Linked DNA regions of Homo sapiens: all the other regions are linked to region 5. The links are chromatin contacts, found by Hi-C or POLR2A ChIA-PET in ENCODE. All regions are on one chromosome and are shown on one strand. Each heading gives the region's core, a stretch centred on a gene start or an enhancer-like site at or near the end of the contact. The rest is flanking DNA. Distances are from core to core; before and after follow the strand shown.

Region 1 (3,210 bases), core at 353-2,852, 1.9 Mb after region 5:
AGTTCCCTAAGGGATTCTCAAGTCCAACCAGGCTGCAGAATCACTGCTTTATATCCTGACAAGGCAACTTATAATCAAAGGTCCCCACTGGGTTCTTTTTTAGGATAGTGTATAACAGGATTTGCTACTAAACAGTAAGAAAAAGAAGAAACTGAAGCATTAATCACTATTGTGATGAACCACTTACTTGAAAGTGTTTAAAGATTAATTCAGGATTGAAGTACAACTGAAAAGGTGTGATCAATTCCAACTGCTGAAATAGAAAAAGAGCTTCTTAAAGCAAATCAAGAAACAAAATTTCATCATTTACAACAAAGAATTAGTAGGTCTAGCAATTTCCAACTCTCGGTCACTTAGACGTGATTTCCTTTAAGCCTTTCTTCTTAGGCCAGAGGAAGAGGTTGGTAAAGAATTCTCTAGGATTGGTAGAATTCTTTGTATCCTCAATACCTAACACAAAAAAGTCTGTTTTATGTTGCAATAGTTGAGGCTGACATGAAGAAATGAGGCAGACAGGTGGTGATATTTTAGACACAGGACAAATAAAAACAGCTGCTATGAATCTACCCACCACATGGGCACCACCTGAAACAGCTGTATGAAACAACAAAACTCACTTGAAATAACGGAGACTGGAGACCCTGCCACCGTTAGGGCTGGGTACCTCCAGCTAGCCCCTTATTTAGATCCAGAGACCCTTTTTATTATAAGCCATTCCCCTCTCGACAGTTTCCAGCTTGCTTTCCCCATTCCTGTTTCTTCACTAAACGGACCTTCCTCTCACTAGTCACCATGGTACCACCTGGCCATTGGCAGAGCTCTCGGACACATTTCTTGGGTGGGAGGCTCCCGCAACCCTAACCCGCTATAGGTCCGGCGCTCATCTCTTAGAAACTGACCTGACCCCCCATGAAGCAGCACTCCCTTCTCGCGTCACTGGATAAGCATTCTTGGCGCCAACTCGAACCCCAGAGTAATCCCTGTACGCCTCCACCCATCCCCGGGACCAGCCCCTCTGGGCCTCCCCGAGGCCCAAACCCCAGTTTCCTGAAGACCCAGTCATATCCAGCCCAGATAATGAGAAGGTGGCACTGCAGCTGCTCACCACGGCGGCGGTGGTGAGGACGCAGGCAGTGGTGTAGGCGCGGCTGACCGGTGGGATCTGCAGGTACTCCAGCCGCAAGCTCTGGTACGCCATCTTCCCCACCGTCGCCTGCCCCACCCCCCACCCACCCCATTTCCCCTTCCGCCAGCAGGCCCCGGCGGCGGGGCGGGCCCAAAGGCCCCCCGCCCACTTTAGTTTTCCCGCGACTGCCCAATCAACGCCAAGCAACCGCAATCCGTAGAGACCTAAGGAACGCACATCCGCCAATCACGAGTTGCGTCGCCACCGCCCCCCCCCAGCGCCCCATCTCCCCACCCTCTCTTCTCCACCAGCCAACGTCCGGGAAAAACGAGTAAGTACAGGTTCCTTCTGCCAATCCCCGCCGGCCACAGCTAACTTTCCCGCCCGGCCCCTTTCTGTCATAATTGAGGTGTCCACAACCAGCCAATCAGGAACGCGAGAGTATCCCGCGTTTGCTTTCGCTCGCCGAGGCGCGTATCAGTCGGAATTTTGGGGAGCCAACCGCGCCGTCTGTCCCTGGCAAGCCAGCGGCGGTTTAAAGGAGGTGGCGGGAAGCCTGTGTGTGCTTCAAATCGTCACCCTCATGGTCGCTCCGGTAAGTGCTGCGGGGCAGCATTTTCTCTGAGGAGGAGCGGGGACGGGCGAGACTGGCATAAGCGTCTTCGCGAGGGAGCAAGGCGGCCTGTGGGTCGGCCTCACCCCGGCCTCCGACCTGAAGATCCCAGCATGCAGCGCGGGCGCGGGGCCCGACGGAAGCCGGGAGCCGGCCGGAAGCAGTTCCTGCGCTCTGGCTTCTGGGTCCTGTCCTGCGCGATCGCGGGGTCTTAGACAGCTCAACTCGCCGAGATGACCTGGGCACCTCTGCGTTGAATCGGCAAATACTGATCAAGCCGCATTTATTCTGCTCTCAGGAACTCTAAGTCTAGCAGAGAAGATGAGGCGGTAGAAGTTCATCAGTCAGTGCCCGAAGAGAGGTCCTAATGGGAATTCGAAGAAAGGAGTTAATCAAGGAAGTGTATTTTTTTGTTGTTGTTTGAGATGGCGCCCACCTGTAATCCCAGCTACTTGGGAGGCTGAGCTAAGAGGATCACTTGAACTTAGGAGGCAGAGGTTGTAGCGAGCCGAGATCATACCACTGTACTCCAGCCTGGGCGAAAGAGTGACACTTTGTCTCAAACAACAACAACAACAAGAAAATTAGCCAGGCATGGTGGCCTGCACCTGTTGTCCCGGCTACTTGGGAGACTGAGGTGGGAGGATTGCTTGGGCGCGGGAGGTTGAGGCTGCAGTGATCTGTGATCGTGCCACTGCATTCCAGCCTGGGCGACAGAGCGACAACATGTCTCAAAAGAAAAAAAGAAAAACAGAAAGAAATCCTACCTTACATATACAGCCAAACAGTTATAACCACTCCATATTTAACCATTACAAACGTAAATTTTTATTTTATTTTATTTTTTGAGACAGAGTCTCGCTCTGTTGCCCAGGCTGGGGTGCAGTGGCACAATCTCGGCTCACCGCAACCTTCGCCTCTCGGGTTCCAGTGATTCTCCTGCCTCAGCCTCCCGAGTAGCTGGGATTGCAAGTATCCACCATCACGCCTGGGTAATTTTTGTATTTCTAGGAGAGATAGGGTTTCGCCATGTTGGCCAGGCTGGTCTCGAACTCCTGACCTCAGGTGATTCGTCCATCCGGCCTCCTAAAGTGCTGAGATTACAGGCATGAGCTATCGTGCTCAGCCTACAAACATAAATTCTTAAGATTGGCTGCATCTTATCTTCCCATAAGATTTGACTGTACTGCTTATTGCAAATTATTTCATAAAGTGCGTCCTAAATTCACCTGATAATTGAAGTAGCAGTTTGTTTTAGCTAATTGCCTTTATCTGAAGGAATAATAAAATTTCTCTTATTTCTATGACAAGCAATATCATTTCATCTCAGAAAAAGATGCCTAGGTTGAATTCCCACAATGACAAGGAGATAGGGGTTTTATTTTCCTAGATGTTTATATTTGAGAGGAATTACTCGCAGACCCTTGAAAAAACATGTCAGGGTTATAAAGCTGACAAGGGACTTACTCAT
Region 2 (3,146 bases), core at 153-2,652, 1.9 Mb before region 5:
AAGCCGGGCCCTGCAGCATGGCCCAGGGAGGGGGCTGGGGGCGTGGCAGGCTCGGGGGATGTGAGCTGGGGAGGGCGGGTCCGTGCTGACACTCAGTCCAAGGGCATGGCCCACGCCAGGCTGAGGGGCCAAGGCGGTCTTGCCTTGGAATTTCTATACTCAGAGGGTAAGAAAGATTGGGGGATACGGGGTGCGGTTCAAATTCCGAAACCCTCTTGGGAGGCATGAACTTTGTGTATCTTCCTTCCCCTGGGTGACCAGTCCAACTCCGTCCGACCTTCCTCTGTCTGAGATAGCTCTGTTCAACCCAGAGGACTCAGCAGCTGCTGAGAGTCTGTGCCAAGCAGGTGCCCTTGGCTGCAGGGCGGGGTGGGCCCAGGGCACTGACCCTCTGACCAGCTGCTCCATCAACCCTCTGGCACTCTGACAGCTCCTAGCCCAATCTGACAGCCAGGATGACAGGCCAAAGGAGTTGGAGGCTGGAACCAGGGCCGGAGGGAGGTGGGGGTGACAGCCTCGCCGGAGGCCATGGGGAGGGGCCAAGAGTTGGCCGAGAGGTGGGGAGAGAGGCAGCCCAGTGATGACTAACCCAGGCGCCCCACCCAGCCAGCCGGCTTCCCAGGCAGTCAGGGCCAGGCCTGGGCTAGGGGCCTCACAATCGGACAGGCTGGGGGGAGGTGCAGAGGTGACCTTCTCTCGGCCCAAGACGGCCAGTTAGTCTGGGGAGCGGGGGTTAGAGTTTCCAGGCCCTCCTCTTGCCCTCTTCCCCCCGCCCAACCACGGTGAAACCCTAACCTTTGGGTTGCATAAGGCCCCGGCACCGCCGCCCCCTACTCCTCTCCCCTCCCCCCTTACATAACATCCCCTGGAGAGAACGAGAGGAGGGGCCGGCCCGCCCAGCGACCCCTTCCCTGCCAGGGCGCTGAACTGGCCCTGACCCAGTGAACGCCGGCAGAGGCAAAGCACCTCCTCGCCGCCCGCTCGGGGGGTCCAGACCCTCCCCAGGCTAGATGGCCGGCCCCTGTATCCTCAGACCGGGGGCCGCCGGGTGAGCCGCCCCCGGCCCTCCGGCCCCTCGGCTCTCCCCCCGCCCCCCGCCACTCCGCCAGCCCTTCCGCCACGACTCCCGTCCCAGACTCTTTCCTCGTAGCTCCTGACACACTAACCCGGCCAGTCCAGGCCCCTCTCCCCGAGGCGCCCCTGCCCCCGCCGCCCCTTCTCCTCCCGGAAGGGCTGGGTGTGGCCGCCCGGACCCCACTTTCACCCTCCATCCCGTTACCGCGGCTCCCCGCTGCGTGACCGGGTCGCCAGCTCACACCCACCTGGTGCTGGGTGTGGGGGTTGCTGCACGAGGGGGAGCAAATCACTGCGTCCGCTCCCCACGGCCGGCGGCGCTGTCTCTTCTCGGCACCCAGCACACACCGGCTCCAGGCTCCGATCAGCTGGCGGCGTCGTGACGCACGAGCTGCGAATGCACGGCCCGGGGCCAATCACCGCCCACTGCTGGGCAACGTGGCCCCGCCCACCCGGGGGCCGACGGGGCCTCGCCCTGGTCCCGCCTCTCCGGGCGCCCTGGCTCTGATTGGCAAGGAGGCCACCCTTTTGCCGGGCGGAATTGCACGAAGCCACGCCCACCCACTGAGGAGCCGGCCAATAGACGGACAGGTGTGGCCCAGCCCTCCGCGTCAGCGACCCGCTTAGAAAAGCGCTACGTCAAACGAGAGTCCTAAAGAGCAGGCGAAAGCCACGGCGTCTGCGTTTGCAATGCATGCTGGTCCGTGTAGTTCTCAGCCTGACACCGTCGTTCCCAGAACCCAGCGCGCTCTGTGAGTTGGCATTTTTAAACTGAGCTCGGAATCCAGCCCGGGGAAGTCCTTAAAGGGCGACAGCCCCTCCTTGTTGGAGTCGTGAGTGCTTCTTTTAGACATTCCCCAAACTGACTCGCCGGCCTCTGCGGGACGCTATAGCTCTTTAAGGAAAGGTGGAGCGGACCAAGGAGCAGGAGTGGGCAGAGCGTCAGCCCCCAGGGCAGCAGAGACTGCCGTTGGAGAGCTCTCCAGGGTTTTTGGAGGAGGGAGGGTGCTCGCCTCGCCCAGCCCACTCCTCCTGGGGGCTCTTCCTAACCACAGGAGGCTTTTTTTCTTGGATGTCTCTTCCCAGTCCCAGAAGAGCCCCCAGAGCCTCCCAAGAGGTAGCTTTCTAACAAAAGATTCATAGCACAGTCCTCACCTTAGGGTAGAGGGAGGGCTTCTGGTCAGAAATTAGGGGATGGGCCATGCCAAAGTGCAAAGGGTCAGCAATCGCATCCTCTGATTAACCCCCATTCAGTCCCGCCCTCCAAAGCTCTTCACTGACTCAGGCCTACTTAGGGAAGAGATTCGAAGGTGGAGACCAATGAGCAGGCTGCTCCTTCCCCAGGGGCCAATCAGAGTCTAGATGAGCGGGGGATGGGCAAAAAGTGAAATGAACCCAGTGACTTGGCAAAAGCTGCTGGTCGGCGTTTTTAAAGGGGCAAGCCGGAGACCTGCCCTACCTTATCAATCCCCGCAAGTCCCCCAAAGAGGAACATGTGGACTGAAATCCATGCCTTTTCCTTCAGCTCCAAATAGGGGCTGAGGGTAACTAAGCAGGAATGATGAGGCTGGAGGGTGAGATCCTTCCTTCTGTTAAATACGCACTCCATCAGGTAATTGATAAGGTTCACTTGGAGCTCCAAAATTCTGAGCCTGCGTTCAGGACATTGCGCCTTTAAGGAAACTTCCTGCCTTGCGCCCCAGTAACAGCTGATTGTTGGAAAGTGTGACCTCTGGGGACGAATCAGCTGTTACCACATCCTCCTCCTTGCTTACCCTCCTCCATCCCCTTATCCACTCCCATGGGTGGTGAAGGAAAGAACGTGGGGGATGTGATTGTATGATCTTTCTTTTCCCCCATCACTCCAAGACTGTCTCCCCCAACCCCAACCCCGCTCTGCTCCTTAGTTCTTCAGAGGCTCTGGGCTTGGAAAGAGAGGTATTTCCTGTTAGCACAGTAAATTCAGACTCTGTGGTCTAGACCCTCCCTGGTCTAGGGGAAGGCCAGTACTGGGGAGGTCCAGAATGGTGGCTGGCGCTGGGGAGGGTACAGTGAACCCGAGGACCAAGCCT
Region 3 (3,336 bases), core at 215-2,714, 1.3 Mb before region 5:
CAGAGATCACTGGGAAGCCCAACACTGAACTACCCTGAAGGAATTTCACAGTGAAATCAAACTTCATATCCTTGTTTCTCTGGGCAAAGGACAGCCAAAAACAAAAAGACACCCTGAGTGATAATCTGTAAACAATGGATCAAGTTTAATCCATATGTGTACATCCCACCACCAGCTGAATATGATCCATCAGTTGTATTCCTGTATCAAATACCAGGCATAGTGCCTGACAAATTAAAGGTGCACAATAAATGCTAACTCACTTACTATAGGTCGGAAGGCCCTGAGCAAAGAGGCAGGAAAGACAGTAATCACCGGTGCTGTCCCAGCCTTCTAGTGGATCAAGGAGGAACAGGATGGTATCAGCTACTTTAGCCATGTCTAACACAACGTGCAGATCCCCTGCAGATAGAAGACACAGTAAGAAGAGGTGGTTGGCACCAGCACATTATTCTAAAAAAAAAAAAAAAAAATACCACTACTCAAACATAATACAAAATATTGGTGTATACTCTAACCTGGCCTTGCTGAGGTGAAAAACCACCGATGTTTCAAGCGGGGGCACAGCAGCATAAAGTTCTGGGTGTTTCCCAATTCATTCAAGTGTACTGTTCCAGTGTCCCTATCTTGAAGCAGCTGCATGGCCTCTGGCAGGGAAATTCTGCTGTGCAGGGGCACCACCAGTACCTGATGAGGAGGGCCATCCTTGCCACCCAGCTGTCTCTTCTCTGCCAGAACCTGAAAATAGAAAGATATCCGAGAACATCTCAGTGTCTCAGTACTTCACTCCAGCATTGCATTTCCACTCCCACAGATGCTCCCCCTACCCAAAACCAGCATCTCTCTAGTAAAAGACCACAGGTATGCCAGCGGGGTGGCAGGAATTCTGACCAAAGCAAAGAATGCTAGACCTGCACGCTCGACACGTGCTCTAGGGCTATGCTCTGTCCCTGGACCCTCCTCCCGGTCTCATTTTCCACTTCGAGGCATTAGCCACCTAGAACACCAGAGAAGCCGCATTCTCCCAAATCCCGCTCCTCTCACCGCCTCCTTCTTCTGCTTTCGGAGCTGGCTGGCGCGATGCCTCTGGTCGACTCTGCTGAGTTCTTTTCTCACCTTCTTGCTTAGGGTTTTCAGTGCCAGACGGCCTGAATGGCAGATTAGAAGGGGCTGGTGTGATCGGCCCCACAAGGTCAAGAAAAGGGACTCCTCTCCGCCCACCTTAGAAAGGGCCTTTCGCGTGGAGCCCAGACGGGAGACAGAAGCTCAGTCTGGGCATGAGGAAAAAGAGTTAATAACGGCCAAATAGCCCTTATTCCTTCTACGTTATCTCCTTACCCTTGCCGTCCCGCTGTGCAGATCCCCGACCCCGATGCCGTCCGCCTTTATGAGCTTTATTCTGCTGCTTGAGCGGGCCGGGGCGGTGGGCCGCCATGCCGCAGCGCGCGTGTACGGAGTCAGCACTGCTTCCGGGCCAGGACAAGCGCTTCCGGTCCCCTCCAAGGGGGCGGGCCCTCCAGGGAGCGGGACTCCCTGCGCCCTCTCGCGAAGGTCTTTTCCAGCAGCTCGTGAGAGCGCCGTGTTAGCGGGTTCGCCAAGCCGCGCTGGGAACTTTTCCCACTTCGCAGTGTGTGGTTGGGGGCTTGAAGGCGCCGGATGTAGACTGTCGAGGCTCGGGCTGTTGGTCTAGCAGGGCTGTTTGTACCCCTTGCATTGTCATTTTTTTGCGCTATAAAGCTGCATCACGTAGAAGCATGTTGACTGGAAGGCTCCATTCGTGCCGAAAAGGCCTAAGCCCTTCCTGTCACCTAGATTCGGGCACGTTGCTCTTCCGTTTGCAACGGCATGTTCTTTATCACTCTGAGCAACCTTTCTTCTCCCTCGATTCCCTAGCGAGGCTTGGGAATCGCGTGGAAGACACTTCTCTCACCTTGCCCGGTTCCGTACCAGCTCAAGCCCGTCCCTGTTACTCCAACCTGCGCCCCGCCTCCCACGGAGCGGCCGGGAAGGACCTTGTGGGACGTGGCGACCCGGCAAGGGGGACTGGCCGCGACCCTCCGGCCGTCGGGCTCGGGCGGCTGCGCTCCCACTAATCTTCCCAGAAACTTGACAACTGCACGGCGACGGCCGGACGGGGATTCAGAGGGGTCACGGGGCCAGGCTGCACCGGCTTCGCCGTGGGCAGGCTCGGACCGCAGGGGACCCCATGCCCGAGCCCCGGCCCTTTCCGTCCCGTCGGGAGAGGGAGCAGGCAGAAGTCAGGGGAGCTTCAGCGGGACCGAGGCTCGCTCTCAGCCGCGGGGCCGCGGGCTCCAGGGCCAGCGCTCACAATGCGGCTTCGCGCCCTCCATGCGGGAGCGGGTGCGTTGCCATGACAGCGACCCCCGTGGCGCGCGCCCGGGTCTGCCGCCCCTAGGCGCGCACGGCCTCTCCCCGCCCCGATCCCCCGTCGCTGTGCGCAACCCCCCTCCGGCTGTGGGAAGGGGCCGGGCCTGCCGCCTGACGTCTGTGCGGGGCTCGGAAGATGGCTGCGGAGCCGAGCACCGGGCAGTGGCTGCGGCGGCGGCGGCGGCGGCGGGCCGGGAGCGCGGCGGGCGGGGGCTCCGCCTTGCGCGTGGGGCGCTGAGCCGAGAGGCGCGGAGGCGGCGAGGGCGCGGGGGCTCTGAGGACCGCTCGGCGCCGCCTCCTGCCACACCATGGGCAGCGCAGAGGACGCAGTCAAAGAGAAACTGCTGTGGAACGTGAAGAAGGAGGTAAAGTCGAGTCAAGAACCCCGGGGGGCTCGCGCCCTGGCCCGCGCGGCCCAGGGGGCAGAAAGGTCCGCGCCCACCCCCCGGCGCGGGCACCCGGGCCGAACCTGGGCCGGGCGGGGCGGGTCCTGGACGGGCTGCGCCTCCTTCCCCTTTCTCGGATGGGGGAGGGCAGCGCCCCTCTGCCCGGGGGACCCGGCCGGCGCTCCCGGCTTGTTTGCTTCGCAGCCCCGCAGCTCCCCGCCCAGTGACGGCAGCGGCGCTGGGAGCCCAAGGCCGGGGGAGGGGTGGCGGCGATGGCGGGGATGGCTGGATCCGGAGCTGCCCATTCAGTGCCCGCGCCGCCAGGGGAGGGGGCGGGGCCCCGCGCGAGCTCCCGCGGCGCAGGTGGGTGTCGTGCGGGCCGAGCTTCCCCACGTCCTAAGTGGGTGTCGTGCGGGCTGAGCTCCCCCTTGTCCGACGTCCGCTGTGCCTCCAGCTACGGAGTGATCGCTGCCGGAGGGGTGCGCCGCACACCTCAGTTTCTCCCTCCACGCCCACCTCCTTAGCCAGGGACCAGGGGCTTGTTTGGAATGGTTTTTAACAC
Region 4 (2,893 bases), core at 255-2,754, 1.3 Mb before region 5:
CGCCTGTAATCCCAGCACTTTGGGAGGCCAAGGCGGGCGGATCACGAGGACAGGAGTCCAGACCATCCTGGCCAACACGGAGAAACCCCGTCACTACAAAAATACAAAAAATTAGCCAGGCGTGGTGGCACACGCCTACAGTCCAAGCTACTGGGGAGGCTGAGGTAGGAGAATGGCGTGAACCCGGGAGGCGGAGGTTGCAGTGAGCAGAGATCGCGCCACTGCACTCCAGCCTGGGCGACAGAGCTAGACTCCGTCTCAAAAAATAATAATAACAACAATAAAAAAGTTTTTAATCCTAGTATTGCTCTCTAAATATAAATGGAAACAAGCCCAAAACAGGAATCATATGCTCCAGCAAGTACATTTACTGTTTGTAGGTGTAAGGAAAAGGGGAAGAAAAGAGACTGAGGTTTTGGATAGTGCTTCACTATTTTCATAAGTTTAAAAGGTAGGTTCATGAAGTATCCACAAAGATAAAGCAGTTTAACCCAAGAATAGCTCACCCTCGGCAGTCTGTAACTTGGTGGGGGGCGGGGGGATGGGGAAAGCTATTCCTACTACTTTCTAGAGCAGCGGGAGAAAATAGCCTTAATAATCCAATTATGTTAATCAACAAAAACCAATTTCACAGACTGGCCGCAAACCTAGAGAAGGCACCTATCACAGCTACCATTCTACACAACTCTATTGCCTAACGCAGGAGAGGTGAGACACTTAGAATCTTTCTTACTTTCCTGACGTGGCTGGAGACTTGAAATTAACTTGCAAATTGAGCATTCTCTCTAATAAAAACTGCTCCCACACATGCCAGGGCCAAACCCGAGTAGTCTGAGGTCCCGGATCCCTCCAGTGGCGCAGCTTTCGGAAGCCTGTCTTGGGGGGGAAAAGTTCAGCAACGAAGTCGCAGGCTCTTAAACCTTTCTCCCCAATTCCTTCTCTCCGACGTTAAAGCGGTGGCCGGGGCAGGCCCGCGGAGGGCGGCCTGGAGAGCGATACGCCCGGGGCCTCCACCAGACCCCACTCCTTTCCGCGTCTCCCGATGCCTGGGAATCCGGGGCGGGTCTGAGAGGGCTGGGGCAAAAGGAACAGTCACCTTCGCGGCGAGAAAGAGGGTGGAGGCAGGAATTCGGGCCAGGCTCTCCCGGAGCTGGCCAGGACTGGCCGAGCCCGACCCCGCACTAACCCGCGAGAGAGGTAGGGCAGCGAGGGTCCGCCGCGGCCCCAGCGCCTACTGCTGGGGGAAGGGGCGGGGGCTCCGGAGCCGAGGGCCGAGCGGGGAGGAGGCAGAGGAGGAGGAGAGGGAGGCGGGGCGGGCAGGCCCGGCCCAGGAGCTGGGCGGCGCGACTCACCTCTGCTCCCGGCCTGCGGGGCCAGAGTAGCCAGGATCCCGCGCAGCTCCGACGCGGAGATCCGCACACGCTCCAGCCCTTCCGCCATCTTCGCGGCTGCTGCTACAGCCGTAGCGGCTCCGCCACCGCCGCGCGCAGCCAGGAAACCACCACAGACGGGCGGCGCGCGCGCTCGCCCACCTCCCGGCCTTTCCCCGCCCCCTGCCGCCCTCCCTTTCCGAACGACGGTGGCCGCGCTGGGAGGAAAAGCGCCCGCCGCCGGTTCCAGAGGGGCGGGACCGGAGCGAGAGCCTGGGTGGGGCGGGCGGGCGCTGCGCGTGCGCAGAGGTGCGGCCGGGGAGGCGCGCGGAGGCTGGAGCTGGAGGCGCGGCGCCGGTGAGCTGAGGTGAGGCGAGGCCGGGCCGTGCCAGGCCAGGCGGGCGTTTGCGGCGGTGGCTGCCGTTGCTGTTGTCGTGGACACCAAGGACACTGCTAGTCTGGGACTCGGGTTGACAGAGACACCCCTCAGCCTGGGCTCCTCTGGACACCTTAGGCCAGGCTCTCCCGCCACAGGCCCGGCCTAGCGCCGCGGGCCATTACTTGGGACCTTGAAGATCTGCTAAGAGTAGTTGTTACTATTCCCTTTTTTTTTTAGTTGGAGTCTCGCTCTGTTGGAGACTCCCGGGCTGGAGTGCAGTGGCGCGGTCTCGGCTCACTGCAACCTCTGCCTCCTGGATTCAAGCGATTCTCCTGCCTCAGCCTCCCTAGTAGCTGGGATTACAGGTGCACGCCACCAAGCCCGGCTAATTTTTGTATTTTTTGTAGAGACGGGGTTTCACTAGGCTGGTCTCGAACTCCTGACCTCAGGTGATCCACCCGCGTCGGCCTCCCAAAGTGCTGGGATTACAGGCGTGAGCCACCGCGCCCGGCCGCCCCCTGACTTTTAAAAACTAGATACGATATAGTTGGAATCGTGTGGAAGGAAGTACATCAGGAGGCATATAAGTCCATTTGGGACCTGTAATCCCGGCGACTCGGAACGCTGAGACGGGCGGATCGCTTGAACCCGGGAGGCGGAGACTGCAGTGAGCCGAGATCGCGCCACTGCACTCCAGCCCGGGAGTCTCCAACAGAGCGAGACTCCGCCTCAAAAAAAAAAAAAAGTCAATTTGGGAATTTCTGTGTCACTATGGATTCTTGAAAAAAATTACTGCTGTGGATCTCAGGTTGACTTTTTAATTTCCCATCTTTAAAATTGAACTATACCAGAAGGCTGGTACTTGAATCTTTTTTTGGAGAACTGTACAGAGGTGAAGCTCCCTTCCCCAAGGCCTCCTGCCTCCACCTGTTGCCCCTCCACAGCCCCATAGGCTTTTACCCCACACCCATCACAGAATAGTTACCAATTATTCCTTAGTCTGAGCCGAAGGGATTGCCACAACCTCTGACAGAACTCCTTCAGTTCCTTTTACGTGACACTTTGTCACCGGAAGGTTAAGCATAAGAAGAAAGTCAGTAGATGATGGGTGAAAAGATCCAACAGTTCAGAAGAGGAACCATTT
Region 5 (3,379 bases), core at 853-3,352:
TCTGCCTAGGAAAACCAGAGACCTTTGTTCACTTGTTTATCTGCTGTCCTTCCCTCCACTATTGTCCTATGACCCTGCCAAATCCCCCTCTGCGAGAAACACCCAAGAGTGATCAATTAAAAAAAAAAAAAAAGTGGCCATGCTGGGTGCGGTGGCTCACACCTGTAATCCCAGCACTTTGGGAAACCGAGGCAGGCAGATCAGTTGAGGTCAGGAGTTTGAGACCAGCCTTGCCAACATGGTGAAACCCCATCTCTACCAAAAATACAAAAAAATTCTCCAAGCATGGTGGCGCACACCTGTAATCCCAGCTACTCGGGAAACTGAGGCACGAAAATCACTTGAACCCGGGAGGCAGAGGTTTCAGTGAGCAGAGATTGCACCACTGCACTCCAGCCTGGGTGACAGAGCGAGACCCTGTCTCAAAAAAAAAAAAAAAAAAAAAAGAAGTGCTCTATTTCAGGAGAAACTGGCACTTTCTGAGCCTACTCTCCCCTAATGCCAGCTCTCCTGCTCACCCCACCAGGGTCAGAGCCAACTTTGCCTCCAATTCATAGTCCTTTAAGTAAGAATCCTTTTAATATGCCCTAATGTCCCAACCAAACTAATCTTGAAAGCTTCTATGTAGATACAAAGTGCTCCTGAAATCCCTATCCTCAGAAATGCTTCTGAGCCAAATGGGCTCTGAACCCTAAACAACCGTGTCCATGTATGTGGCAAGAGCTTGTGAAAAACAAAGCTGGGCCAGGCGCAGTGACTCACAACTGTAATCCTAGCACTTTGGGAGGCTGAAGTGGGCAGATCACTTGAGGTCAGGAGTTCAAGACCAGTCTGGCGAACATGGCGAAACCCTGTCTCTACTAAAAATACAAAAAGTAGCCGGGCGCGGTGGCTCACACCTGTAGTCCCAGCTACTCGGGAGGCTGAAGCAGGAGAATCACTTGAATCCAGTTGGCGGAGGTTGCAGTGAGCCCAGATCACGCCACTGTACTCCAGCCTGGGCAACAGAGCGAGACTTGGTAAGAAAGAGAAAGAAAGGAAAGAATGAAGGAAGGAAGGAAGGAAGGAAGGAAGGAAGGAAGGAAGGAAGGAAGGAAGGGAAGGAAGGGAAGGAGTCTCGCTCTGTCACCCAGGCTGGAGTGCAACGGAGCGATCTCGACTCACTGCAAGCTCCGCCTCCCGGGTTCGCGCCATTCTCCTGCCTCAGCCTCCCGAGTAGCTGGGACTACAGGCGCCCGCCACCACGCCCCGCTAATTTTTTGTATTTTTAGTACAGACGGGGTTTCACCGTGTTAGCCAGGATGGTCTCGATCTCCTGACCTCGTGATCCGCCCGCCTCGGCCTCCCAAAGCGCTGGGATTACAGGCGTGAGCCACCGCGCCCGGCTGACCAAAGGTTTCTTGGTCCGCATTCTGCTTCTGTGGAATGAGCCAGGAGCCAGTTAGGCCTGATTTGACATCTGATTTCCGGAGGAAAACCCAGACTCTGCCCTGGGCAACAAACTGAATCCTGAACTTGAGGTCACAGGGCAGGTGTGAGGAGCGGAGAGCAGCAAGAGTGAAAGGGAGGCCTGTGGTCATTCCATACACACAAGAGATCAGTTCCTCCAAGGTCAGGGGACAGAGAGCACAGGGATCCAGCGCCAAGCGCAAGGCCCCCAGAAGAAGCCAGAGAGTCGGGGAGGGGGCGGGGGGGAATCGGTCCCAGCAGGTGGGAAGGATTCTGGGACCAGACCTAAGGGATCATGAGCACAGCTGCTGCAGGCAGACGGGCCCCTGGAGAAGCTGGGGACAAGCTGGAATAGAGACTTCATTGCGGGAAGGGCTGTCAGGGAGGCCTCCTGGGGTGGAAAAGGGTGGTCAGGAGGCTCCTGGAGGCGGCGCGGCCCCGGGGGTCCAACTCACCTGGGGCCCGGCCACCGCGCTCTCGACCGCCGCCTCTGCCCGCGCAGCACGGGCACAGCTCGCCAGCACTGCGAACCCGGATGGGTCGTCGGGCGCGGCCCTCAGCAGAGCTGCCTTCACAGATGTGGTGCCCAGGTCAATGCCGAGGGTGATCGGCCGCGCAGCCATTATCTCCCTGACCCGCGCAGCTCCAGTCTGCAGCCAGCGGCCCCACAAGTCCGCGCTCTTCGCCCAGGGGGGCGGGGCAGGGGCGGGGAGTCGCCTGCCAATCTTTCAGCCACACCCAACATGGAGGCTTCTCGTCTTCCCACTGGCCGGGGAAGGCGAGCTTCCACGCAACCTCTCGGCGGGCCCCGGCTATAGGCGGAGAGGCGGCGGAAGGCGGGACCTAAAGGGGGCCCCGCCCCACGGGCTCTGATTTCCGCCCAATGGAGGGCGGTCTGAGCTTCGCTCACGAAAGGAGCCGGGAGGCGCTGGCGGCTCCAAGAGTCTCTGTGTCCCTGGCAGCGGACCTCATCTTCCCTCACGCCGGAGCCCCGATCTCTGCGCCCCGGCCCGACCCAGCTGCGCTCTGTCCGTCTAAGACGCGCGGAAACTACAACTCCCAGAGCTCATCTCGCCGAGATCCGGCCCCACGAGTCAGGTGGCGGAGGTCAGGTGACAGCGGACCCGCCTCTCCCAAAGTCTAGCCGGGCAGGGGAACGCGGTGCATTCCTGACCGGCACCTGGCGAGGCTCATGCGTCCCGTGAGGGCGGTTCCTCGAGCCTGGGGGCGCTCAGGTGAGAGCGGACGCGGCCTCCCCTGTTTCCCAGGCGGACCCCTTGAGGCACAGCAGGTCAGCGGGGCAGCCTGCCGGGGGTCCAGCGCCCTCAGCCGCGGCGGGCTCCTTTCCCCGCCACCAGTGCTGGCCTCGCGACACGGGACAACCCCCGGGTGGAAGGGCCCGAGCGGTGGTCAGCCGAGGCAGGGGCAGCGGGCTGCCGGGGTGGGTGCCGTTCCCAGCCCCTTACCTTCTGCTCAGTTGCCGCCTGGGTCTCGGTTGGGGAATTTGCAGATTGCTTTGGAGACGCTGAGAGAACCTTTGCGAGAGCGCCGGTTGACGTGCGGAGTGCGGGGCTCCGGGGGACTGAGCAGCACGAGACCCCATCCTCCCCTCCGGGTTTTCACACTGGGCGAAGGGAGGACTCCTGAGCTCTGCCTCTTCCAGTAACATTGAGGATTACTGTGTTTTGTGAGAGCTCGCTAGGCGCCCTAAGCAACAGAGGTAACCACTTTATATCCTTGTTTCTCAACCTCGTTATTCCTACCTACCCCCTTCCCATAAAATTTAATACCACTAGTACGCTGTGTATTTGTTTCTGTGGCCACAAACCATTGTAATAGCTAGATTTCTTCACTACCACCCCAAGCCAATTTTTTTTTTTTTTTTGAGATGGAGTCTGCAGCCTCTGTCACCCAGGCTGGAGTGCAGTGG
Region 6 (3,383 bases), core at 699-3,198, 1.0 Mb before region 5:
TTTTTAAAATTTTTTTGTAGAGATGAGGTTTCACTATGTTGCACCTGCTGGTCTCCAACTCCTTGGCTCAGGTGATCCACGGCCCCCCTCCCAACCTCCCCATCCCTGCCTTGGCCTCCCAAATTGCTGGGATTACAGGGGTTAGCAACCTGTGCCTGGCAGAGATAACCTTTCTTGAACAAAGGAAACTTGTTTTGGTATCAAGCAACAGTAATGTTTACATGAGTTACCTATAAGTCCCCACGAAACTAAGATACTTTACACAGGCTGCACCTCCTCTGTAATTCTCACAAAAGCCGGGTTAGTTATTAGGTGTCTTTTATTGAGAAACTGAGGCCAAAGAGAGGTATGGTAATTTGCCCCAGGTCGCGCTTCTGGCAAGTGCGGGGTCCAGGATTTACACCTAAGTTGTCTCTTTCGTTAACTCTGCTGCTTCTCAAATGCAGTATATATATATATATTTACCTACATAAAGTGACGCAATAAAATCAGTACACATAAGCTTAAGCCTGTTTCAAGAAAAAAGCTTCCTTGGACAATACAAATGAATGATAAGATAATCTCATTTAAACCTGTTATTAAAATAATAGCCCATATTGAATTATTCAGAACCCCAAATCTCGCTTTTTAAAAATCAAGGGTCGGCTGAGCACGGTGGCTCACGCCTGTAATCCCAGCACTTTGGGAGGCAGAGGCGGGCGGATCACGAGGTCAAGGGATCGAGACCATCCGGGCCAACATGATGAAACCCCGTCTCTACTAAAAATACCAAAAAAATTAGCCGGGCGTGGTGGTGGGCGCCTGTGGTCCCAGCTACTCGGGAGGCTGAGGCAGGAGAATGGCGTGAACCCGGGAGGCGGAGCCTGCAGTGAGTGGAGATTGCACCACTGCACTCCAGCCTGGGCGACAGAGCGAGACTCCATCTCAAAAACAAAAACAAAAACAAAAAACAAAAATTAGCTGGGCGTGGTGGCAAGTGCCTGTACTCCCAGCTACTCGGGAGGCTGATGCAGAGAATCGCTTGAACTCGGGAGGCGGAGGTTGCAGTGAGCCGAGATCGCGCCACTGCACTCCAGCCTGGGCGACACAGCGAGACTCCGTCTCAAAAAAAAAAAAAAAAAAAAAAGGAAAAGAAAAGAAAAATCATAGGTATCTGTGTGGAATAAATTAACTACAAATCCCCAAGACGACTCTTGTCATCAATATTTCAATCCATAATTTAGCAAACACACACAGACATCCCTTATAGGGATACAGTTCCAGGCCTTTCTTTGGGCATCCGTTTCGAGACCTGGAGAGACTCTGATGTCTGTGTGTGACTAAGGAGAAGAATAGCTGAATCATATCCAAAAGCGAGTCCTCCCAATTAAGAATCTATAATACAAATCAAGACAATGACAGCATTCCATCTGCCTTTTAACCTCAACAGCTCCTCCTCCCAAGCCAGCCAGCCTACTCCCCTCCCTCATTCCCCCCCAAACTGGGAAATCATCTCGGAGGCCGGAGGCAGAAAGGGGCGGTAGGTGGCCGGGCCCCGCTGCCTCTCGCGCCTCCCGGGGCCCGCCACACACGGTGCCAACGGGACGCCGCGGTCGGCCGCATGAGCGCAAAAGCAGGGCAGCGAGGTGAGCAGAGCCAGAGTTCAGAAGGGGCCGCAAGTCAGACGAGGGGCTGGGAAAAAAGAGCCTCTCCCAAGGTTAACAGAAGCGTGCGGAGCGTGAGAAGCAGCACCTCGCACGCAGACTCGCCCGCCGGCCGGGTGGCACCGCTCAGCCGCCCGCCCGCTAGAAGGCAGCGCGGCCCCGGCCCGGCCCAGCCCGGCGCATGCGCCGCAGCCCCTCCTCCGCTCCCGGCGCCCGCCCCTCCCTCTTCCTGGCGGGTCTGGGGCGGCGGCGGCGGCGGCGGCGGCGGCGCGGTGACGTCAGGGCGTTGGGGCAGCTCCTGTGACAGACGGAGCTGGAGCGGCGGGGCGGCGGCGGAGTCCGGCGGCCGGGAGAGCGAGTGAGCGAGCGGAGGAGCAGCGACACGGGAGTCTAGGGAGCGAGAAGGAGAAGGAGGGGAGCGCTCGGGCGCGAGCGAGAGAAACCGCGAGCGCCGAGCTTGGACTCGAGCCCCGGAACGGCTGAGGAGCCCGCCCGCTCCCCTCCCCTCCCCCTCCCCGGGCCCGGGCCCAGCGCGCCATCCTCCCCCCTCCTTCCCTCCCTCCCTCCTTCCTCCCTCCCCTCTCCCTCCCCCTCCCCCGCCGGTGGATGGGAGTGAAGGACGGAAGAGGCCCTGCGGAGGCGGCGGTGCAGCGCTCCGGTAAGGCGGCGCGGGTCTGCGCCCTCCCCTCTGTCTCCTCCACCGCGCCCGGGCGGCTGCAGGCCGGACCCGGCGGCCTGACGATGTGGCTGCGCCGGTCCCCTCCCTCCCATTCTCCCCTCCCCCTGCCTCCGCCGCCGCCTCCTCCTTCTTCTTCTCTCCTCGCTCTCAAAATGGCGGCCGCGACGGCCGTTGAGTGAGAGACCCGGAGGAGGGGGACTGTCCGGGGAGGGCGCTGCCCTCGCTCCTCTCCTCCCGGGCCCGGCTTTGGGGGCTGCCGGCGCCTCTGCGACCCCCGCCCCGCGGCCCTCCCCAAGAAGGGATCGCCCTCCTCCCTCGGTGACTTAGCAAGAAAAGTATTCTTGGGTTGGAAGGGCGTGGGGACCAGGTAGCTCTCTGATCTTGGGGAAAAGGATCGGCCCTGCTCTCCCCGGCCGCGGAGACGAGCACCGCAGTCCCCACCCCACCCTCAGTTATCGGCTCGGGGACCGGCTCAGCCCCGCGCCGCCGGGGCACTCATAGGGCCTTCCAGGCATTCCGTCCCCGACTGGTCCTTAAGATGGGGTTGACCAGCGGAGGGTGGCCCACCGTCTCCCTGGCCCCCGGTGCGGCGGTCCAGCCTCAGCACCCGCCGAGGAGAGGCAGCCCGGCCCACCGAGCAATCCGCAGCATCCACCCACCGAATCTGGCAGGATTTTCTTTCTGCCACCGGCTCCTCGGTCGGGAGTTGCCTTTTGATGCTGTTAACATTCAGCTTCGAGGCTCCCTGCCATTCCCCTTCGTCTAATCTCATCTCCCTGCCCCTTTGGGAAACGCAGTGCCTCTGCATATTTACCCTCTTTAGCCTCCCACATGAGAAAATGCCTTTGAGGTGGTCGACACATTTTGACTCTGCACCTCTAAACGTAGCAGTAGAGGGGAAGAGGTTTTCCGTATTTAGTAGGAGAGAGCAAGGTACCATAGCTTTATATGTTATGCTACCTTTCTTCAGTGACTTAGCAAGAAACTCCTTGGGAAGAGGGCAGGAAATTTTCTTTTGGGGTTTGGGCCCAATTTATATCAGTCTTTTGGTTAAGAAAATA
Region 7 (3,380 bases), core at 435-2,934, 1.1 Mb before region 5:
TGCGGTATTTGTTCCACGCATAGAATGTGTGCTGATCAAGTCAGAGTATATGGGGTATTCACCACTTTGAGTATTTTTTATATCTATGTATTGGTAACATTTCAAGCCCTCTCCTAGCTATTTTGAAATATACATTGTTGCTGACTTTAGTCACCATATCCTAACAGTGACTTCAAGAGACAGTGGCATGTTAGGGCTCTGCCACACATTAAGGAAAATTCTACAGACTACATAGCTGACATCAGTGCACACACAACATAATACTCTGAATATATGTGAAACAAATTAAATTACAGACATGGCAGATTCGATTCATTTCCTACATTATTCAACTTTTCTGGTCAGAACAGATACAGAATGAGTAAATACAACCACTTCTTTTCTAACTAACCTCCCAATATAGGCAATGAGTTCTTAGCTAAATATAACCTATTCTTCAGAGTTTAACTGGGCATCAATTCTTTTTTTTTTCTTCTTGTTGAGACAAGGTCTTCCATTCTGTTGCCCAGAGTGCAATGATGGAATCATAGCTCCCTGCAGCCTCCAACTCCTGAGATCAAGCAATCCTCCCGCCTGAGCCTCCCAAGCAGCTGGGACTACAGGTACAGAGCACTGCACCTGGTTAATTTACTTCATTTTTTGTAGAAAGGGAGTCTGGCTTTGCTACCCAGGCTCTAGCTTCAATTTTCTACACAGAATTTACCCATCTGGCATTCCATATATTTTACTTACTTTAAAAAATCTCCCGTCAGTAAGTTTCAAGAGGGTAAATATTTTGTCTGTCTTGTTCACCGCATATCCCAACGCCTAAAATAGGGCCTAAGAGAGTAGGCACTCAAGTATTTGTTGATTGAAACCACGATAGAACTCTTCCCTGTCTGGACCACCGACACAAAGCACCCTCACTGAGTTTCAAAAAAAGCTCAGCCCATGGACTGGAACTTTTCTTCCCGGTTACTTGAGTCAGTCCAGAAAGCCACAGTTAATAGTAGAACCCTGAGAATGAGGCTTTCCCTTTTTTTTTTTTTCTTTCTCATCTCCATGCTTCTGTTTCCTTGGTTCCTCTTGACCATTAACCCTCTTCAACTACCACTCTCTTGATACACAGCCTGTAAAACAGTCTAAATTCCAATTTCAGAACTTCAAATTCTTTCTGCACAGATCCCTCCCACTTCCACACCAATCTACATCTTCTCTCTTCGCCTTCTCTCATAAATCCGACGTTTCCCACTAGTCCTGCCACTGCCGTTCTTTCCATGCCCTCATTTTATCAGCTCAGTTTGTCTTCCCGCCTCAGTTTTGGATCTCTCTAAACCTCCTAAACACCGGGGAGTCTTTCCTACTTCAGTCCTAGTCTCTATTCTATTCGCCAACTCCTCCCACTCATCCACTCTCAACACCCCCGCGTGCGCACACACAGCCACATCAGGTCTCCCCTCCTAGACCCCGAAGTCGGCACCTCACTAGCCCAAAACTCAAGAATGAGGAACCCGTGTGATCCACGGGTTAAGTGACCCATGATAGTAAATCTGCGTGAGAGATATAAGTGACCCACCTCTGAGGCCGAGGTTCCTGCCAGACGTCGTGTCTGGCGTGGGCCTGTACAACCCTAGAATCTTAAAGCAGCCGCATAGCGAAGCTCCTAGAAACGCAGATGATACGCTCCCAGCGCGCCGCCATCTTGTGAAGCCATCTAGCCTCGTGATTGGACACATCCCTCTCGCGCGACCTGTGGCTGATCTTGAAGAAAGAAGAAACCCTCGCGACACCTGGGGTTTGCTGCTCCTAACAGAAGGCGCGGGGGCGTGGTGACGAGCGGAGTCCTTTGAGGTATGGCAGGAGGAGGACATGCGTTCGAATTCGCGAGAAAACTTATTTAAAAGAAAAAGAAACAAGTTTTCCGGGCCCTGCTGCAGACTTACCTCTCACACTCACTGGGATTGGGCAGGTTATGAAGATGAGGGTACGAGACTTGGGTGTGATGGCGTGCAGTGAGCCCTTTTTGTGCAACAGGTGTGTCCTCAGCCGATGTCTCACTCACTGAATTGTAAGAGATATAAGCCTGTGGGTTGGGGAAGAGTACTCTCGTTTACAGCGAAAGAACTGAGGATCCGGCCGGACGCGGCGGCTCACGCTTGTAATCCCAGCACTTTGGGAGGCTGAGGCGGGCAGATCACCTGAGGTCAGGAGTTCAAGACCAGCCTGGACAACATGGTGAAACCCCGTCTCTACTAAAAATACAAAAATTAGCCGGGCGTGGTGGCGGGCGCCTGTAATCCCAGCTACTCGGGAGGCTGAGGCAGGAGAATCGCTTGAATCCGGGAAGCGGAGGTTGCAGTGAGCCAAGATCGCACCACTGCACTCCAGCCTGAGCGAAAGAGCAAGACTCTGTCTCAAAAAAAAAAAAAAAAGGGGGGGCCTGCCTACGTCCTCGTCGTTAATGTGAACGCTTCTGGCAAACTATTACCATAAAATTGGGAGATAGTAAGGATTAAGGAATGGAGACTTATACACAAGTGAGTACCAGTAGTCACCCAAGGAAAGCTGAGGAGGTGTTTTCATAATCTGTTGTGTAACAAACCGCCCCAAAACGTAAGACTTAAAACAACCACCATTTTACTTGCTCACAGTTCTGCAATCTGGGCTGGGATTAGCCCACCCGTTCTGCTGGTCTTGCCAGTGGTCATAGCAACAAGTGGGGGCTGGTTCCGCTGAAAGAACTGGGTCTCTCTCCCTGTAGTCCAAGTTCTCTCCCTGTCCACGTGGCCTTTCCATGTAATTTGTCTAGCAGAGTAGGATGACATTTTTTTTTTCCCCCGAGATGGAGTTTCTTATTGCCCAGGCTGGAGTGCAATGGCGCCATCTCGGCTCACTGCATGCAACCTCTGCCTCCTGGGTTCAAGCGATTTTCTTGCCTCAGCCTCCCAAGTAGCTGAGTAGCTGAGATTACAGGCGCCCGCCACCATGCCCAGCTAATTTTTTGTATTTTTAGTAGAGACGGGGTTTCATCCTGTTGGCCAGGCTGGTCTCAAACTCCTGACCTCAGATGATCCACCCGCCTCGGCCTCCCAAAGTACTGAGATTACAGGCATGAGCCATCGTGCCCCGCCAGAATACTTCTTACATGTTGGCTCGGGGCTCCCAAAAGGGCAAAAGTGGAAGCTGCCAGGCCTTCTTAAAGCGTAGGTGCAGAACTAGCACCTTGGCTATATTCTTGGTTAAAGCAAGTAGAAGGGCTAGCCCCAATTCAAGGGGAGGGGACTATGCCAGGGTCCCTTCCAATACTGGAAGGCATGGTTCATTTCAGCAACCAATGTAACATATTACCACAGAAAGTTTTCCATCTTTGGTTGGTAGTGGCTTTGATACTAGTTATGGCA

Evidence for each region. Hi-C counts contacts between places; a loop is a spot of excess contacts on that map. ChIA-PET counts read pairs that join two places held with the same protein, here RNA polymerase II (POLR2A). Pooled maps may share reads with other maps.
Region 1: a loop to region 5 is called in a map of CD8-positive, alpha-beta T cell, with 10 times the contacts of the local background. The contact joins the promoter of MIS12 here to the promoter of SHPK in region 5. A Hi-C loop is called at or near these places in 2 of 168 maps with a recorded cell type or tissue (CD8-positive, alpha-beta T cell and gastrocnemius medialis) and 10 of 50 pooled maps. POLR2A ChIA-PET finds 5 or more read pairs at or near these places in 2 of 52 experiments (GM10248 and naive thymus-derived CD8-positive, alpha-beta T cell).
Region 2: a pooled map shows a loop between it and region 5 (10-fold over the local background). The contact joins the promoter of MIR22HG here to the promoter of SHPK in region 5. A Hi-C loop is called at or near these places in 4 of 50 pooled maps. POLR2A ChIA-PET finds 5 or more read pairs at or near these places in 2 of 52 experiments (BJ and T-cell).
Region 3: a pooled map shows a loop between it and region 5 (8-fold over the local background). The contact joins the promoter of TSR1 here to the promoter of SHPK in region 5. A Hi-C loop is called at or near these places in 6 of 50 pooled maps.
Region 4: a pooled map shows a loop between it and region 5 (35-fold over the local background). The contact joins the promoter of SMG6 here to the promoter of SHPK in region 5. A Hi-C loop is called at or near these places in 5 of 50 pooled maps.
Region 6: a loop to region 5 is called in a map of naive thymus-derived CD4-positive, alpha-beta T cell, with 6 times the contacts of the local background. The contact joins the promoter of PAFAH1B1 here to the promoter of SHPK in region 5. A Hi-C loop is called at or near these places in 1 of 168 maps with a recorded cell type or tissue (naive thymus-derived CD4-positive, alpha-beta T cell), 1 of 37 single-sample maps with no recorded cell type and 9 of 50 pooled maps. POLR2A ChIA-PET finds 5 or more read pairs at or near these places in 1 of 52 experiments (activated CD4-positive, alpha-beta T cell).
Region 7: a loop to region 5 is called in a pooled map, with 8 times the contacts of the local background. The contact joins the promoter of METTL16 here to the promoter of SHPK in region 5. A Hi-C loop is called at or near these places in 1 of 37 single-sample maps with no recorded cell type and 6 of 50 pooled maps. POLR2A ChIA-PET finds 5 or more read pairs at or near these places in 1 of 52 experiments (CD4-positive, alpha-beta T cell).

The regions. Positions count from the first base shown.
Region 1 is chr17:5,484,964-5,488,173 of GRCh38, forward strand. It overlaps MIS12 (MIS12 kinetochore complex component), which reads left to right and starts at 1,603. Exons shown (of 3, transcript NM_001258217.2): 1 at 1,603-1,721. It overlaps DERL2 (derlin 2), which reads right to left and starts at 1,215. Exons shown (of 7, transcript NM_016041.5): 1 at 1,106-1,215; 2 at 188-253. The coding sequence starts at 1,198. RefSeq lists enhancers at 873-1,052, 1,093-1,152, 1,773-1,872, 2,113-2,222 and silencers at 1,323-1,482, 1,432-1,599.
Region 2 is chr17:1,714,808-1,717,953 of GRCh38, forward strand. It overlaps MIR22HG (MIR22 host gene), which reads right to left and starts at 1,403. Exons shown (of 3, transcript NR_028505.2): 1 at 1,323-1,403. It also overlaps a transcript of WDR81 not described here. RefSeq lists an enhancer at 1,550-2,191.
Region 3 is chr17:2,334,993-2,338,328 of GRCh38, forward strand. TSR1 (TSR1 ribosome maturation factor) reads right to left here and starts at 1,465. Exons shown (of 15, transcript NM_018128.5): 1 at 1,339-1,465; 2 at 1,045-1,148; 3 at 519-738; 4 at 268-402. The coding sequence starts at 1,435. It overlaps SGSM2 (small G protein signaling modulator 2), which reads left to right and starts at 2,509. Exons shown (of 24, transcript NM_014853.3): 1 at 2,509-2,753. The coding sequence starts at 2,697. RefSeq lists an enhancer at 1,633-1,742 and silencers at 1,973-2,102, 2,133-2,442, 2,543-2,652, 2,753-2,852, 2,883-3,192.
Region 4 is chr17:2,302,281-2,305,173 of GRCh38, forward strand. SMG6 (SMG6 nonsense mediated mRNA decay factor) reads right to left here and starts at 1,505. Exons shown (of 19, transcript NM_017575.5): 1 at 1,353-1,505. The coding sequence starts at 1,440. SRR (serine racemase) reads left to right here and starts at 1,670. Exons shown (of 8, transcript NM_021947.3): 1 at 1,670-1,737. RefSeq lists enhancers at 1-577, 907-1,633 and silencers at 1,135-1,344, 1,535-1,754.
Region 5 is chr17:3,634,148-3,637,526 of GRCh38, forward strand. SHPK (sedoheptulokinase) reads right to left here and starts at 2,103. Exons shown (of 7, transcript NM_013276.4): 1 at 1,905-2,103. The coding sequence starts at 2,072. CTNS (cystinosin, lysosomal cystine transporter) reads left to right here and starts at 2,613. Exons shown (of 12, transcript NM_004937.3): 1 at 2,613-2,684; 2 at 2,960-3,169. RefSeq lists enhancers at 1-520, 2,359-2,608 and silencers at 1,819-1,878, 2,889-2,978.
Region 6 is chr17:2,591,706-2,595,088 of GRCh38, forward strand. PAFAH1B1 (platelet activating factor acetylhydrolase 1b regulatory subunit 1) reads left to right here and starts at 1,949. Exons shown (of 11, transcript NM_000430.4): 1 at 1,949-2,301. RefSeq lists an enhancer at 1,155-1,883 and silencers at 1,718-1,937, 1,988-2,217, 2,628-2,687, 2,748-2,797.
Region 7 is chr17:2,510,204-2,513,583 of GRCh38, forward strand. It overlaps METTL16 (methyltransferase 16, RNA N6-adenosine), which reads right to left and starts at 1,685. Exons shown (of 10, transcript NM_024086.4): 1 at 1,556-1,685. RefSeq lists enhancers at 1,556-1,765, 1,836-1,885.